Linked DNA regions of Mus musculus: region 2 is linked to region 1. A link is a loop called in an ENCODE intact Hi-C map of the cell type or tissue named here. Cell type or tissue: left cerebral cortex. All regions are shown on one strand.

What was found. A loop is a pair of places that touch in the nucleus more often than their neighbours do. Peaks named below come from ENCODE experiments on the same cell type or tissue, not always from the same donor. Only the 100,000 strongest peaks of a DNase experiment are listed, where the experiment ranks them.
Region 2: it touches region 1 in a loop (2.0-fold over the local background); 4 of 42 quality-filtered maps call a loop at or near these places.

What each region holds. Positions count from the first base shown.
Region 1 is chr10:79,982,969-79,990,968 of GRCm38, forward strand. It overlaps Tmem259 (transmembrane protein 259), which reads right to left and starts at 1,292. Exons shown (of 11, transcript NM_001003949.4): 1 at 942-1,292. The coding sequence starts at 1,163. It overlaps Cnn2 (calponin 2), which reads left to right and starts at 5,632. Exons shown (of 7, transcript NM_007725.2): 1 at 5,632-5,772. The coding sequence starts at 5,710. It overlaps Gm26243 (a small nuclear RNA gene), which reads left to right and starts at 2,538; the gene lies at 2,538-2,644. In left cerebral cortex, CTCF peaks have their summits at 1,698 (motif pointing right) and 4,237 (motif pointing right); DNase peaks (open chromatin) are centred at 900, 1,415, 1,713, 2,055 and 2 more places; H3K4me3 peaks cover 4,573 bases; H3K27ac peaks cover 4,935 bases.
Region 2 is chr10:80,241,164-80,249,163 of GRCm38, forward strand. It overlaps Pwwp3a (PWWP domain containing 3A, DNA repair factor), which reads left to right. Exons shown (of 14, transcript NM_023431.5): 12 at 1-37; 13 at 634-722; 14 at 2,423-3,981. The coding sequence ends at 2,480. It overlaps n-TFgaa3 (a tRNA gene), which reads right to left and starts at 7,873; the gene lies at 7,801-7,873. n-TNgtt7 (a tRNA gene) reads left to right here and starts at 7,996; the gene lies at 7,996-8,000. It also overlaps a transcript of Ndufs7 not described here. In left cerebral cortex, CTCF peaks have their summits at 3,909 (motif pointing left), 4,664 (motif pointing left) and 6,910 (motif pointing left); DNase peaks (open chromatin) are centred at 3,858, 4,667 and 6,894; H3K4me3 peaks cover 391 bases; H3K27ac peaks cover 32 bases.

The DNA of each region.
Region 1 (8,000 bases):
GGAAGGAAGATGGAGCATGGGCTCATCTGCAGCCAATGAACTGGGGCCTGAGGGGATGCCCACAGCTGTCTTGAGCTCAAGCTAGATCTACCTATGAAACCCCCGAACGCTCAGTTCTGAGAAGCACCAGGAGTGAGTCCCAAACTCACCAATGCCCTCCAATATCAGCATGCCAGCCACCAAGCCATGACCCCAACACCAGAAGGCCCAGGCAGCTCCTCAGAGAGAGCCTGGTGCCATCCCTCGAGTAGCCTTTGTGACCGAGAACCGGGATCTCCCGGGAGCACATGAAGAAGACACAGCCAGGGCAGGTGCTGGCTGTAGAGGTCCCTGGCCAATCTGGCTGTGACTCTGTGGCTGACCCTAGTGAGATGACCTCACCCAAAGCCACAGAAAACCTGGCAAGAGTCTGAAAACAGTGAAGTAACAGAAAATTTGAGCAGTGACACTGGGGGGTAGGGGGCTGTCCCCAGGGGGTTGGTTCAGGGTGTGCTGGAATGGGACTGACTAGTAGAGACTGGACTGAGAGAATCAGGGTAGAATAGAAATGACAGGCGGGACAGGGCCTCCAGCACAGGAGGTGGTCTACAGTGGAAAGTCAGGAATGGAATGGAAATGACCATATTGTTCTCAGTGGAGGTGCAGGACAGGATGGGAGTGACAGGTGGGAAGGTGGACCTCGAGTCCAAAATCCTACTCCAAGAGGACACTGGGCTCTGGTCTTGAGTGGAAAAATTTGGGGCCTAGGCTCCCAAGTGGCAGACTGAGGCCAAAGGGCAGGAGGCGGGGCCTGAGAGCTGAGGAAGTGAGGACCAGAGATAGCATCTGTAAGAGTGGTATCAGGGTATCCAGGCGTCAGGAGCCAAGTGGTAAAGTTGCCGGGGGTGGGCGAGCGGATGACAGCTGGGGTCAGGGGTCAGAGGTCAGGGGTCAGAGGTCACCTTGAGCAGAACGAAGAATTCAAAGAGGCGGCGGAAAGCAGGTGGGAAGAGGCGTGAGTAGGTGACGGCCATCTTGAAGAAGAGAGCGTGGAAGAGCCGGTCGCGCACGTTGATGAGCGGGTTGGGGTTGAGATTGGGGCCGCGAGGGCCGCGCACGGGCGCCGCGCCACCACCCCCGCCGCCGTTGGGCCCGGGCCCTGGGGCTGCCGCGTGCTCCGACATCACCGCCCCGCGTCACCCCGGCGGCCGCCGGCTGACCCCCGCCGCGTCCCGGCCGCCGGATCCCCCCCGCCGCCCCCGGCCGCCGCCGCCGCCTGCCCCTTTGCTCGCGTCCGTCCGGCCCGCGACGCCGGCGAGAGCGCCGGGCCAGAGCGCCGCCCGTGCGCGGGGCACGCTGGGATCGCCGCGGCCGCCCGAGGAGGCCGGGCTTCAGGGCCGAAAGGCGGGCACCACGAGTAGTGGGCGGAGCCTGACTTTACACATTTCATGCGGGTCGCCTCAGCGCTAAAGGGCAGAGTACCATGGAGTTCAGTTTATTTTCCTAGTGCTCCTTCAAGCTTTGTCCGGTCTCGTTTGCAGTGAGCTTGCAATTTGCAGGGGCTACACGGAGTGCATTAAAGAGCAGCCCCGTTTGTTTGCATATATTCACTCCCACATACTGTGGCACGGCCTGGGGTGGAGTCGTGTGTCACGATTCATTTGCATTGAGCTTTATCTTTATATATGTGAGTACACTGTCGCTGTCTTCAGTCTCACCAGAAGAGGGCATCAGATACACCAGAAAGGAGTTGTGAGCCACCATAACGGAGGCTGGAACTTCAACTCAAGATCTCTGGAAGAGGCGTCAGTGCTCTTAGCCATGTCTTTAGCCCAGAGCTCTATCTTAAGCATTGAGCGGCAGTGTCGGGTGTAATTCGTTTGGTTTGTGGAGGGATCCAGGTTAGCGGTGGGCGATCTGTGGGGCGTGGTCTCAGAAACAAGCTAAAACATTTGCATCCACCTGCGGGCGGGGCGACGTTGCCCGTCGTATTTGTATATGGTTTCCTATTGGCGGAGAATTAGAGGGGGCGGAGACGCACTTAGTAAGGCCTATTTACATAGGGCTTCACTCTGGCCACAGCCTCACTTAGGGGCGGGGTCTGCTGAGGACTCATTACCCACCCTGCCCTGGGAGGCAGGGCTTCCTAACTGCTCATTAGCATAATGTTTTCATTGGCGGCCGCAGCGCTGAAGGGCGAAATTCCATGGATAGTTTACTAGCAGACAGTTTCACCATCGCACCAGTATCACGGATTCCGCGCTGATCCGGCTACCACTGAGGGGCGGAGCCTCGTAGTGCCTGTCTAATTTGCATATGACTTCCCAGAAGGCTTCGCTGGCACAAGCTTCTCCCAGACAGCTATATTAATTAGTTAAATGTGAGCTTTCACGCGGATAGATAATTATTCTGAGCGGTGTTATGAGTGGTAGCCTTTCTTTTTGACATGTGAAAACGTTACTTTATCCAAACAAAAACAAAAAAAAATCATAATTACTGTATGTGAAAAGTAATTTGCTTCTCTGCCTTTAAATACCTGAGGCAAAAAACCGTCGCTTGTGCTCGCTTCGGCAGCACATATACTAAAATTGGAACGATACAGAGAAGATTAGCATGGCCCCTGCGCAAGGATGACACGCAAATTCGTGAAGCGTTCCATATTTTGTTTCATCTCAAAATAACGCAATTGACCCTTTGAAGTCTCCTTTTCTACTATAGCTGCCACATTCCCGTACAATTTGCCTGAACAAGGGCATTTATTGACCGGTTACTGCGCACTCGAAGGAAGCTGTCTGTTTTTAGGACGCAGCAGAGCTGTCTCTGTATGCACCGTGCCCTAACGTTGTGCGCCTTCTATATACCTCCAGCTTGAAGGAAGGACTAGGAGCATCTGTATGATGGAACAAGATGAGAATTTCTGCATCCGGACTGGGCGGCCAGGAAAAGGGCGGGGCGCTTTACCGGCTGAGCGAAGGGAACCCCTCCCTCCTAGCTTTCAGATACCCCAGAGTCACCGTCTGCTGTTACCCAGAGCACCTTGCAACACAGTAGGCACCTAATAAATGTACCAGTCTTGAAACTATTATGGAATACACTTGTCACTTGTTTGAAAATAGGAAACGTCCCTGGGTGACCCGAGCTTTAGAAAAACCTAGCCTGACCTTCGTGGAGAAGCAATGGGGTTCCCTCCAGCACAGGCCAACACGTCAGTCAGTCATATCGCTCACGACCAGAGCAAGCAAGGCTTGACTGAGAGATGGGATTTTACTTTATTTACTTTTTGAGTTTGTGGTCTTTCCTTGGCTGTTCTGGAACTTGCTCTGTAGAGCAGCCTGGCCTTATATTCACAGTGATCCTCTTGCCTCTCTCTGCCTCCGGAGTGGTGATCTCAAGGGCATGGTCACCACACCCACAGCAGAAGCACTACCACCCAGATCCCAGGCACTGCAGAGATGGTCTGTCCCCCGGAAGGTGTGACCCTGGCAGGGAGAGTCATCCTGGGGCCCAGCCAGCTTCCAGCAGCTAGGGCCAGAATTCTTAAGATTTTTGACATCTATATCAGCCGCCCCAAGAGGAGTTTGCAAATATTAACTCATCTGATTTTCAGACAAGGAGCCTGGAGTTCAGAGAGAGCTGATAATTAGTGTCACACAGTGAAATGGGGAAGGAGGATTTTTGTTTGTTTTTCAATACAGGGTTTCTCTGTGTAGCCCTGGCTGTCCTGGAACTCACTCTGTAGAGCAGACTGGAGTCGAACTCACAGAGAACCTCAAGAGTGCTGGGTGGGACTAAAGACGTGCCACCACCACCCAGCTACATGGAATGTTAAATTCCATTCATTTTCGATCTCAGGACAGAGTTCTAATACACTAAGCTGCTAGAAATCCAGAATCTTGGGATCTGGGGTGTTTGGGGTTTTGTTTCTGGGATTGTAAGTCACAAAGCAGCAGGGCCAGGGTTTGAATGTGGCACACAGTCCTCTCGGCATGGAATAGTTTTCCTTATTTGTTCTTATTTCTCAACCACTTCAAAGCTCAGAAAGCTCTTCTGAGCTCAGGGGCGGGACAGAAGGAGGGAGTGGCTGGCCTTGCTGCTGGGCGGGAGCAGAGATGTGGCTATACTTCACAGCATACACAGTGTTTTGTTCAAATTTCAGCCCCTGTTAAGAAAATGAGGGAAGTTGGACTCATCTACTCATTTTTTTTTTTTTTGAGTGCCTGTCTGCGCACGACGCGCATGCAGTGCCTACAGCGGCCAGATGGGGGCGTCGGGTCCCCTGAAGCTGGAGTCACAGAAGGCTGTGAACACTGGGGGTGTGTGTGAGGGCTGTGTATGTGGATACAGGTGCGCTGCAGATGGAGAAGAAAGGAGGCGAGGAGGGTGGGCTGGGGAGATGGCTCAGGTCTGGGGAAATAGCTGCTCTTGCAGAGAACCTGGTTGTGGCACCTGCAGTTGCTGTCTCAGTGCTCAGCACAGTGGCCTGGATGCCCTGATACCCTGCTAAGCCTGTGTGCACCCCACACAGCATGGCCGCTCTTGACAAGTGCTTTCTTTAACTATTCCAAAAAGGTCTTCAGTGTCCCGACACCTGGGGCTTCCTGCCTGGTCACAGGAACCTGTGTTGTCCACAGTTTGGGACCATCTGGAGTCCGGTGCTCCACTGTACAAATTCAAAAACTCCAGCAGAGCCCAGAGAGGAAGGATTTGTCTAAATCACAGAAACCCAGAGAGGTGGGAAGAAAGCCACCCTTTAGAAGTATCCAACCACTGGGCGTGGTGGCGCACGCCTTTAATCCCAGCACTTGGGAGGCAGAGGCAGGTGAATTTCTGAGTTCGAGGCCAGCCTGATCTACAGAGTGAGTTCCAGAGAAATCCTGTCTCGAAAAAACTATGCTTCCGTCCTATGGCCAAGGCCTCTCTGTCAAGCCCTGAGACTCCCAGCATCTGTCTGCCTGTGTTCCGTGGGGCAGGACCAGCCCCTCAGGAATCAACTTGATCCATCTACAGACTCAGGTTGAGCTCAGGCACTTACTGAAAGGATATCATCCTCAGCCACTCCACCCTCACACAGTCAGCCAGCAACCCTCAGCCCTTCTGGGAGCCCCACCCCGACCTCCAACCGATCGCCTTCTCCCACCCTCCATATTTTGCACTTGGTGTTCTAGCAGAAAGCCTTTTCCCTTTGGACTGAAAAACTCATCCATCAGTGCTCCAGCTCCCGAGGCCTCCTTCTCTGAGAAGCTCCCCTCGAGAATCCTGTCTATGCCGCCCCTGCCCCTTCCCACTGAGATGTTTGGAGAGGGAGCAAGATTCTGGTAAGTGCCGGTAGTGGCAGAGAAGGTTTCTAGCCAGATTTTAGGATTTAGGGTCCCACCGAACAGTTTTCTGTCTCTCACTATGATACAGGAGGAGTAAACTGACTTCTGGCCCAGGTCGGAAGCCCACGCCCTTCGCTGCCTCAGTTTCCCGCAACTACAAACGGGACGGCGGGCCCCTCCTGATCGGCCGGGATGCTAGGGTGGCTCCGGCGGGCGGGGGTCCCGGCGGCCGAGGGGGGCTCAGGAAGTCGCGGCCACAGGAATTCGGCGCTTCCACGCCTTATAAGGACATTTGCTCTGCCAGCCAATCGGCGGCGGGGGCGGCGCTCAGCCCCGTCCCGGGCCGTCCGCCCGCAGCCCGACCCTCTGCCGGTCCCGCTGGTCCTCCTGTCCCGCTCCGGGGTCCCGCGCCATGAGCTCCACGCAGTTCAACAAGGGCCCGTCCTACGGGCTCTCGGCCGAGGTCAAGAACCGGGTGAGTGGGTTGCGGGGCTTGCCAGCCTCGAACGCACGACCAATGGGAGCGGGGCTCGCCAGCCTCGAACGCGCGACCGATGCATGAGCCGGGACAGCTGGGCTTTGCTTTACCCTGATATCCGGAGGGTCTGGGGTGCTGTGGGAAGCTGTGGCGTCTGGGAGGCTGGGGACCCATTTTATCCGCATCCTGAATGTCACCTCCAGCCCCGCCCCTGGACCTCTCAGTCCCCGGCGCCCCGGGCTTCCTGCACTCTGTGCCCCTTGCAGGATGTAAGAAAGTTAAGGTCCGGGAGAGAGAAAGCGAGCACACGAGCGATCCGGGCGTCTGAGAGTGCCCCCTGAGGCCCCATCTTCATTACCTGTCGAAACTTCCGTTTCATCTAAGCCACTTAAGTTGGGGACAGGGAAGGGGGCGGGGCCGGTGGCCTTCTTAACAGGGTGTGGTCCGTTCCAGGACTCCCACACACACCTGGGAAAGGGCTCACTGAGAGGAACCGCAAATGCAGGAGAACACTGAAGTCACCAGTTTCGGAGGGACATCTGGGGAGCCATACAGCAAGGTGTCCTGAGCTGATGAGGGAGACACTGATCCCAGACTTAGGGGGCTCAGGCCTGACATCCTGAAACCTTCTAGATAGATCCGCCAACCACACGCACACACCTGGCACCTGGGAATGCAAGTTTCACAGTCAGCTAAAGCCAAGCAACCTGCCTAGGCACGCTGAAGCTACCAGTCGGACCCACCTCCGACTGGCACCTGCCAGGTCCCTACAAGTGACACGAGAGGCATACCTACCTCATGCCACCCATGTGCTATCCTCAGCCTGCTAGAGACAAGTTGCTATTTCACTTCCCACCCTGGGCTCAGAGAGGTTGCTCTAGCTCCCCAGAGACACACAGCATTCTGACGACCCTGCCCAATTCTTCCTGGACAGACTGGACATCTCCCTGGAACAGAGAAAGTGAAAGAAAGAGTCAGGACAGCCCTAAGGATAGAGTTTTAGGAGCTGGGTGGGGCCAGGGACAGGTCAGCACTTGCTCAGGGGATGAGCTCTCAGATCCCCTCCAACTGTGGAGCTGGGAAGTGGACCCCCCCCCCCCAGTAGCCTGCAGGGGTCACAGAAGGGTTGCATCGTCCACTGGGAGGGGGGATCCGGAGACTTTTCTGCCTGACCTATGTGCCTCAGTTTACCCCCCTAGCTGGCCCATATCCCGTGGGACTTTGTTCGGTCCAGTTGAGGAGCCTGGCCACTGGGGAACAGCTGGTCTTGATTTAGACCCGGGAGGCCACCGCATTCCTGGTAGTTTGTGGCCTGCGGGCAGGAATGCGCTGAAGGGCAGTGGGGAGGGAGGTGGCCGCAGCGGGCGGGACTGAGCCCCTGCCCTCCTCCTTGGTCCTCAGAGTGGCTAGGGACGTGGCACAGCTGGACCAGGCATGCTTGGCGTCCCTGGCCGACCCCTGTTCCCCTCTGGGCTGTCCTTGCTTTTTCCTGTGGGAACAGCTGCCCCGACTGCCCCTGCACCCAGCTAATCCCACTTCGAAGGATTTTAAAAGACAGGAAGGGGAGAGGGAGCGCCTGACAGCGAACTCTTACACAAACCAGTCCATATAGGAAACTGCCGGGCATGGTGGCGCACGCCTTTAATCCCAGCACTCGGGAGGCAGAGGCAGGCAGTTTTCTGAGTCGTAGGCTAGTGGTCTACAAAGTGAGCTCCAGGACAGCCAGGGCTACACAGAGAAACCCTGTCTCGAAAAACCGGGGGGGGGGGGGCCGGGGGACTGGCGGATGGAGAGATGGATGGGAGCACTGATTGCCCTTTTGAAGGACCCAGCAGCACTGTGACTCCAAAATCTCACACCCTCACACAGACACATAAAGTAAAGATTAAAAAAAAAAAAAAAAGAATACTGCACTCCTTTAATCCTGTGTGAATCTCTGACCTGGTCTATATAGAGAGTGAGAGCAGAGAACCCCCCCCCAAAAAAAAAGAAAGAAAGAAAGAAAGAAAGAAAGAAAGAAAAAATGAAAGGAAGGAAAGAAAGAGATGGGGAAACTGAGGCCAGGAGAGTTGAGTTTTTTTTTCACTGCCCACACAGGGCAGCTCTCCTGCTGCCTTGAGAACATGAGAGAAATCTGTAGAGGGAGCGCCCGCCGGGGGGCTCCCAGCGTGGTGCGGCTCCCAGCGCGGCGCATCGGTGGGAAGTTGAGTATGTAGGTCGGGCCT
Region 2 (8,000 bases), 260 kb after region 1:
CCGCATTCGCTTCATCTTGGATGTGCTGCTGCCCGAGGTGGGTGCCCCACATCCTCATGCTCAGCACCAGCAGGGCCTGGACAGTCTCCCTGCTGAGGCTTCCAGGAAGAAGCTGCCAGCCTGTGCCTGTCTGTCCCCGTGTTGCTGTGGGTGGGACATGCTCACATGAATCGGAAAAGGAAACAGTGGTACGCTGTGTGCTCATGGTGTCTCGGGCTGGCCTGAAACTGGGCACGCTCTCGTCTCAGACTCCTAAGGACTTGGGACAGTTCTCACCACCACACCTGACCCCTCAAGTCACTGTAACTACTACTGTGTGTAACTTTAAAACTGGGTGGTTTTCGCCGGGCGTGGTGGCGCATGCCTTTAATCCCAGGACTCTGGAGGCAGAGGCAGGCGGATTTCTGAGTTTGAGGCCAGCCTGGTCTACAAAGTGAGTTCCAGGACAGCCAGGGCTAAACAGAGAAACCCTGTCTCGAAAAAAACAAAACAAAAACAAAACAAAAAAAAAAAAAAACTGGGTGGTTTTGACCATGACCAGCTCCTAACACTGGAAATGGAGCCCAAGGCCTCATACATGTCAGGTTAGCTTTTTGTTCACTGAGCCATGGCCTGACCCTCATTCTTCCGCAGGCAATCATCTGTGCCATTTCCGCGGTGGAGGCGGTGGATTACAAGACAGCCGAGCAGAAGTACATTCGTGGCCCCACACTTAGCTACCGGTAGGTCCTCACATGGCCGTGTGCTGTGCTGTGTCCCCTGTTGTGACAGGACTGCCAAGCCCCTGTCCACAGGTAGTACAAGTGCTGTGTGTCAGTGCGCAGGTGTGGTAGGGTCAGCTGGGCCTTCTTTCCAGACAAGGGCTGGACAAAGGCCCAGGTCTGTAGGCTGTGTTCTGCTATGGGCTAGGCTGGCTGCAAGCCAGGAGGACCCTAGGGCAGGGCCACAGCCGCCTCTGCAGTCCTGGCCCTGTCGCGTGCTCTGCCCAAGACCCCTGTAATCTCCTTGTGAACAGCATTAAGGGCTCTGCCCCGCCTGCTCCCGTGTGGCTGATAGAGAGCACAGAGCTAGATTAAGAGGCAGTGTAGCCGTCAGCAGGGCAGCGGGTTGAAGCTGCCTGTCCTGTCGCCTACAGCACTCCTAAGATGTGTGGCCCCAGAGCCTCTAATCCACCTCTGGGCATGCTGCCAGACTTCAGTGGGAGGCAGGCAGGGCAGTGACAGGCAGAGGATGCCACTGCAGTCACAAATAGGGTCTCCATCCAGAGCCTCATCCTGGGTTCATTGCCTCTAAAAATAAGTTGGCATCCCCAGGAGGACGGTGGGACCACTGGCACAGGGCCTCCTGGTACCCAGGGCAGCCATATTAGGTGGCGACGTCCACTGACTCGGTCAAGAGTATCAGCTCCTGTCATTTGCAGGATTCTGACCCTGAGATAACATTGCAGCAAAGGCCTCTGTACAGACCCTCAGGCTGCGGTCCAGTCCCCAGCTCTCAGCAGTCACGGGCTCCATGCTAAGTACATAACTGTAGTGCTCTCATCCCAGCACTTGTGAGGTGAGGAGAAGCCTGTCTGGGCTGGAGAAGCTATCTCAGTCAGCAGAGTGCTGGGTGTTGCTGCCCCCAGGCCTGCTGTGAAAGGCTGGGGATGGTTGTGTGTGCCAGTTCCAGTCCTGGGAAGGGGTAGATATTCTGGGCTCAATGTCAGCACCCTAATCAGCAAATACCAGGTTCAGAGTGGGAGTCCCGTTTCCAAAACCAAGGTGGAGAATGAGAGACATGCTTGATGTCACCCTATGGCCTCCATATTGTGCATGTGTGTGCATGGATACCTGTGTGTGCCTGGTGCCTGTCAAAAGAGGGCCTTGGATGCCCTGGAAATGGAGTTAGGGATGGGGTGGGTGATCGGAACTGAACTCGGGTCCTGGGCAAGATCAGCAAGTTGTTCTAGTCTCTGAGCCATTTGTCCAGCTCCTGAAATATTCTTTAGAGCAAGGGTGATTGGGCAAAGTGAAGCAGAAGGATGTAAGATCAAGCCTGGGCTAGGTGAGTCTTTGTCACACACATAAAAAAAATCAGTCTGGGGCTGTGCTCAGTGCTCAGAGTACTTGTCTGCATGGAGCCCTCTGTTCCATCCCCAGATTCAGTGCAATAAAATTTACTGTCTTTGTATCTTGTGTGGCAGTCAGCAGCTCTTTCTGCCCCATGCCATTGCCCTAAAAGCTGAAAGCTTCCAGACTGCAGTGTCCCCATCGGTGCCGGCATTGCTGTTGGCTATTCTGCCATGGCAGAGCATCTTTCTTCTTCGTGGCCTGTTTCCTTCAATGCATAAATGCACACTCAGCCCATGCCACTGCTGATTGTTCTAGAGTCGCTGGTGCCCACTTGGTGCCTCTCACGGGCAGTCTCTTGTTTCTTGAAGGGAAAAGGAAATCTTTGACAATGAACTCCTGGAGGAGAGGAACCGACGCCGTCGCTGATGCCGCAGTCTGCACCTGGCCGGCCAGCACTGGGTGTGACCTGCCAGAGGCCTCCACCAGGCCTAGGAGTGTGAGAACTTTGACCTGTGCGTGGGTTCTACGTCTTCAGCCTAAGTCTGGGAGATCAGATGCCATCAGATGCCTGCTGCCATCTATGAACAGCTGCTTTCTGGAAGTTTCTGTGTGTTTTTGTGTATACATGTGTATGTCTGGTTTTATTTTTTTTAATTATTTTGTTTATAAATGCGTTTGAATGCATATGTGTCATAGTCATTGCACAGTGTGGCTGGCATGTGCGCTCTATGTCCCATGTTGCTTGGTGTGCCCGCCCTACAGACATTTCTGGAAAGACTGACCTGAACACGTGACTCCCAGAGCATTGACATGTTGCCCTGGCATTCATTGTTCTGCTTATTTCCTCTCCAGTTTCTGGAATCTTCTCTGCCTCTCCTGTGTGGTGAGCAGGCAGTGGGGACTCTTGCAGGAACAGTCTTTGCAGGTGGGAGATGTTAGGGAGGTGGGAACATGTTTGTTCACTGGGCTCCTTGTAGTCTTGCAAGGCCGGGCAGGCCAGCAGCGTTCATCCCCACCCCATGCTCTCTGTTCCCCTGCGCCCCCAGCCAAGCACTGATTACGCAGGGCTGCCACTGGCTTCTAGCCTGGCCCCACCACCCCACCTAAAAACCTCTTCTGGACCGAGGATGGTGGGGATGACAATAAGAAAAGGCAGATTCCTGCATGGTTGCCATGGATGCACGATCTCACCGTGGTTGTGTGGAAGCTCTGTCCACCCAGAGCGAGGGTGAAGCCACTAGTAGCAGTGGACAGCCCTATGCTGAGCTATGCCAGCCAGCTGCAAAGCCCATAGGATACTCAGCCAGGTGTTGGGTTGCTGGATATGGAACACATGGGTGTCCTTGACACTTGTGGCCATCCCAGAATGAGATGGGGATGATTAAGCATCACCCTAGACCCCTGCATCGGACAGCACATCGCGCCAGGATGGTATGAGATAGGTGAGTACAGACGTGGCCTGTCAGGACAGGCACAGCTGAGCAGCACTGTCTGTGGCCTCTCGACTCAAATTTCTCTACCATCTTTGTTGAAATTGGGGTCACGGAGAACCAGGTCAGAGACCTTGTTCAGGCTGCAGCTTGTCCTACCATCCATAGGGACCACCCGTGGAAGGGACACTGGATTTGAGGTATCAGAATATTGCTGTCAGGGCCTTCTGCCCAGAAGAGGCCTGATGCCAGGAACTCAGCTTCTTGTTGGCACTGGGAAATGGGTCTGCCCTTGGTCCATGTACAGCTCTGTCAGGGAGTGAGAGGCTTTTCAGAACCGCAAGAAACCCAGTGCAAGTTCCTCCTCAGTAGCTACAGTCTTCACTGCTGTGCCCGACTGTGGCCTTAAGAGTAGCTTCTCCTCTGACGCCCTCTTCTGGCGTGTCTGAAGACAGCTACAGTGTACTTACATATAATAAATAAATAAATAAATCTTTAAAAAAAAAAAAAAAAAAAAAAAAAGAGTAGCTTCTCCCCAGGACAGGCTTGTCTCACACTGGGAGTGGCACTTCACCTGGCCCCACTACTCCCCTGTGTGGTGGGCCTGGGGCAAACAACACCCTGCTTTCCACCTGGGGTCCATACACAGACCATCTTGGAGACAGAATGGTCACAAATTCAGTCAGGGCCTGCAGCATCTCCCTAGAGCAGCACCTTAAACACCCTTTAAAGCCCTGCATCCTGTGGGTGACAATGGCCTGTATTTCAACTTGTCTGGAGGCCACATTTCTCTCTACACCTTGGGTTATGATCTGGCTGATTTGGAGGGGCTGAGATACCAGATATGATTCCCTCATCCCTGTCTTGTCAGTGCCCCCCACATCCTCTGTGACTCCCACATGCCCCTCAGGGCCTCAGATCTCTGACACCAGATGGGTCACTTTTAGGGTATCCAAGGCCCTATAGTTGATGATAGGTGCATCACTGGCCAGCCTATAGGACAGGAATGTCCCAGTTGAAGTGGGCACATTCCCTAGACATTACCCAGTGTCCCACAGCTAGGATTCAAGAGGCCTTTTCTCCTCCTGTCCCATTGTGGTGGAGATAAGCCTGTGGCCTCTTCTGCCGGTTGATATTCCTTCCCTCCAAAAACCTCTACAATCCCTCGGCTCCCTGGTGCCATCTAGTGGTATTTTCCCACCTGTATCTCAGGGACCTTAACTCGTGTCTCACTGGAAGCCCAGGCACCACAAGGTAAAAAGACTCAGACTCCTCAAGAAGCAGCAGATGGGCAGCAGAGACATAGAGGTCCTGACCCAGGCACATTAGCGAGTGGATTGTGGATCTTTTGTGCCGTGCCAGGTGCTGCGCCACGCCATGAAAATGGGAAGTGACCCTAGGTCCATCTTGCCTCTCTATCTTGCACTGCAGTGTCCTTCCCCATCCACCCCTCCTCCCCTTCCTCCTCATCTCTTCCTGTTCCATCATCCCCAACTTTCTTGCCCACAGCTATCAAAGCCCCAAGCTGCCCTTTCATTCCCTCCTGACCTGTTCTTGTGATGTCCTTGAAGCTCTGGATTCCTGCCTGAGCACTACTCTGTTTGCCTGACTGCTGTCCATCTGTCAGGCAACCAGACACACTGACCAATCCTCCTCAAGCCACAGCTAGAGCATGTTTCCCAGAGCCTGGTGACAAGGAGTACTCGTCCATGGTCTGTAGATGGGGGGTAATCAAGAGGGGGCAGTTGAGGGGCTGGAGAGATGGCTAGTGGTTAAGAGCACTGACTGCTTTTCCAGAGGTCCAGAATTCAAATCCCAGCAACCACATGGTGGCTCACAACCATCTGTAATGAGATCTGATGACCTCTTCTGGTGTGTCTGAAGACAGCTACAGTGTACTTATATATAATAAATAAATAAACCTTTTAAAAAAAGAGGGGGGTGCAGTTAGTTGATACTACATCAGAGGCAATGGGATAAATATCATCAGGCTGAAGACCCTGAACTCGCCTGGACTTTTGCAGTGCTCAGAATGAACCAAAATCGTGTTCATGTCCCACCACCAAACCATATCCCACCCTTGTCTAGAATGTACTGTATTTGTTGTGGGAGGGGCAAGGCAAGTGGGTGTGGGAGTGGGTATGGGTGTTCGAACTTGTGTGTGAATGTGTGTGTGTGTGTGTATGTGTGTAGGTTGGAGAACATCTTTCCCTATGTGGTTGGAACTTAGGTAGTCAGGCTTGGTGGCAAGTGTCTCTGATATACTGAGCTATCCGGCTGCCTCTCCCACTGTTTAGTACCAAATGTGTCCCAAACACTATGTAACACAAAGTGGCCTCAACTCCACAGGGACCCTACTTTAGTCAGTGTGTCTCTTTGCCTCTGTCTTGAGACAAGGTCTCTATATGCAGCTTTGGCTGTCCGGATCTATGAAGACCAGGCAGGCTTCAAATTCATGCAGATCTGCTTGCTTCAGCCTTTCAAATGTCAGAATTCCAGGTGCTCGCCACCATACTCAGCTCTTCCTCTTACACAGCATCTACTAATGCCATTCTGGGAACCCCATGACCTCATCAAACCCCCCTCAGATTGCAGTCCACACAGGACTGTAGCTGTTGAGTTTCCAACACCTTTGCAGAGCTGGCACTGTGAGGACAGCAGGGGAAAGTGGGGGAAGCCCAGCCTAGGGGAGCCCTGGTAAGTGGGTCACTGCATCCTAGCAGCACACAAGCTGCCTTCACGCTGAAGGGCAGTGGTTGGGAGATGTTTCAGTCCCAGAACACCTGACTCGTATGTACAATGGTGAGCTCTAGCACCGGTAGATCTCACACATACACACGAAATATTTAATATCTAGTATGGCTCAGCTGGCTGTGGCCTACTTCGGCTGTCTCTGAACCAACTTTTTATGTTTTCTGTAAATCTAAAATTCTAGATGGGCAGGGTAGGGTTGAAGCCAGAGGCCAGTCTGGGTTAAAAAGTGAAGCTCTGACTCAAAATTGAGCAAACGAACAAACAAAAACCTAAAAGTTTATTTTTCTCTAGTCCATAGTTCTCTCCAGCCATACCCAGCCTTGTAAAACACACACACACACACACACACACACCCCAAAATAAATAAATCACTGAACAAGTGGAAATTAGTGGAAGAGAGTGCTACATGTATATGATTCTATTCAGTTTACAAATGGGGAAAATGAGACTCCTGCCCAGGCGTTACTGACTTTCTACCAAATGACAGCCACCTCCCATCCCTTAATGCCAAGCCAAGCGCTCTGGAAATAAGAGGCAGGGATAATGTGTGTGTGCGTGCTCATGTGTGTGTGTGTCTGCGAGTGTGTGTGCTCATGCAAATGTGCAGCATGAGCCATTGGTACCCATGCCTGGGACAACTTTCGGACTCCAGTTCTCTCCTGCCACCTTGTGGGATCTAGAGATCTAACTCAGGTCTAGCAGCAGTCAACTGCTTTTATCCACTGAACCAGTTCAGACCTTTATCATTCTCATTATCATGGTTGGCCTTGAGTTTGCTGTCTAGCCAAGGACTCCTAACTCTCCTGCCTCAACCTCCCCAGGGCTGGAATGACAGGCACGCCACACATGCCTTGTTTATGTGGTGCCGAGGTGGAACCAGGGTCTTCTGCGTGATAGGAGAGAGTGCTCACTAACCACCTACATTTATTCATTTTACTTTATTATTTTATGTGTGGGTGTTTTGACTGCATGCATGCCTGGTGCCTGGAGAGATCAAAAGAGCCATCAGAGACCCATGAATTGGAGTTTTAGAAGGTTATGGGATGCTGGGAATTGAATTCCCATTCTTTTGAAAGAGGAACCAATGCTCTGCTGAGCCATTTTAAAAAAATGTTACCTTTGGGAGGCAGAGGCAGGTGAATTTCTGAGTTCAAGGCCAGCCTGGTTTACAGAGTGAGTTCCAGGACAGCCAGGACTATACAGAGAAACCCTGTCTCGAAAAACCAAAAAAGAAAAAAAAAAAAAAGTTACTTAACAACATCATTACCAACAACAATAATAATTTTGGCTTTTTGAGAGGAAGAACTTGTCCTCGTACACATCCTCCTGCTTCTCTGGGGTGCTAGTCTGACAGGTGTGTAAACAATTCACCCCGATACTTTTACATTTCATAGTCAGTAATGGCTTTAGACCTATTAATTGGAAGAATGCAGGACTGATTGCTAATATGTAAATAGAACGTAAAAGTTCAACATTGGATTGGACTAATTCAAGACTGTGGTTCAAAACGAATCAAAAATCTCAAAAACGGAAGACAGGTTCATCAATGAGTTAAAAACACTTGCCGAAACCCGGGATCGAACCAGGGACCTTTAGATCTTCAGTCTAACGCTCTCCCAACTGAGCTATTTCGGCGACGCGCTGTTTGTCGGTAACACCCTCCCTCCGCCCCGTGCCATTGCTTTAGCGCGCAAGCGCACTTCACAATTTGTCTGTCAAACCTTGTAGGGTTATACTATAAGCAGCTGACTAATGTCGTCTC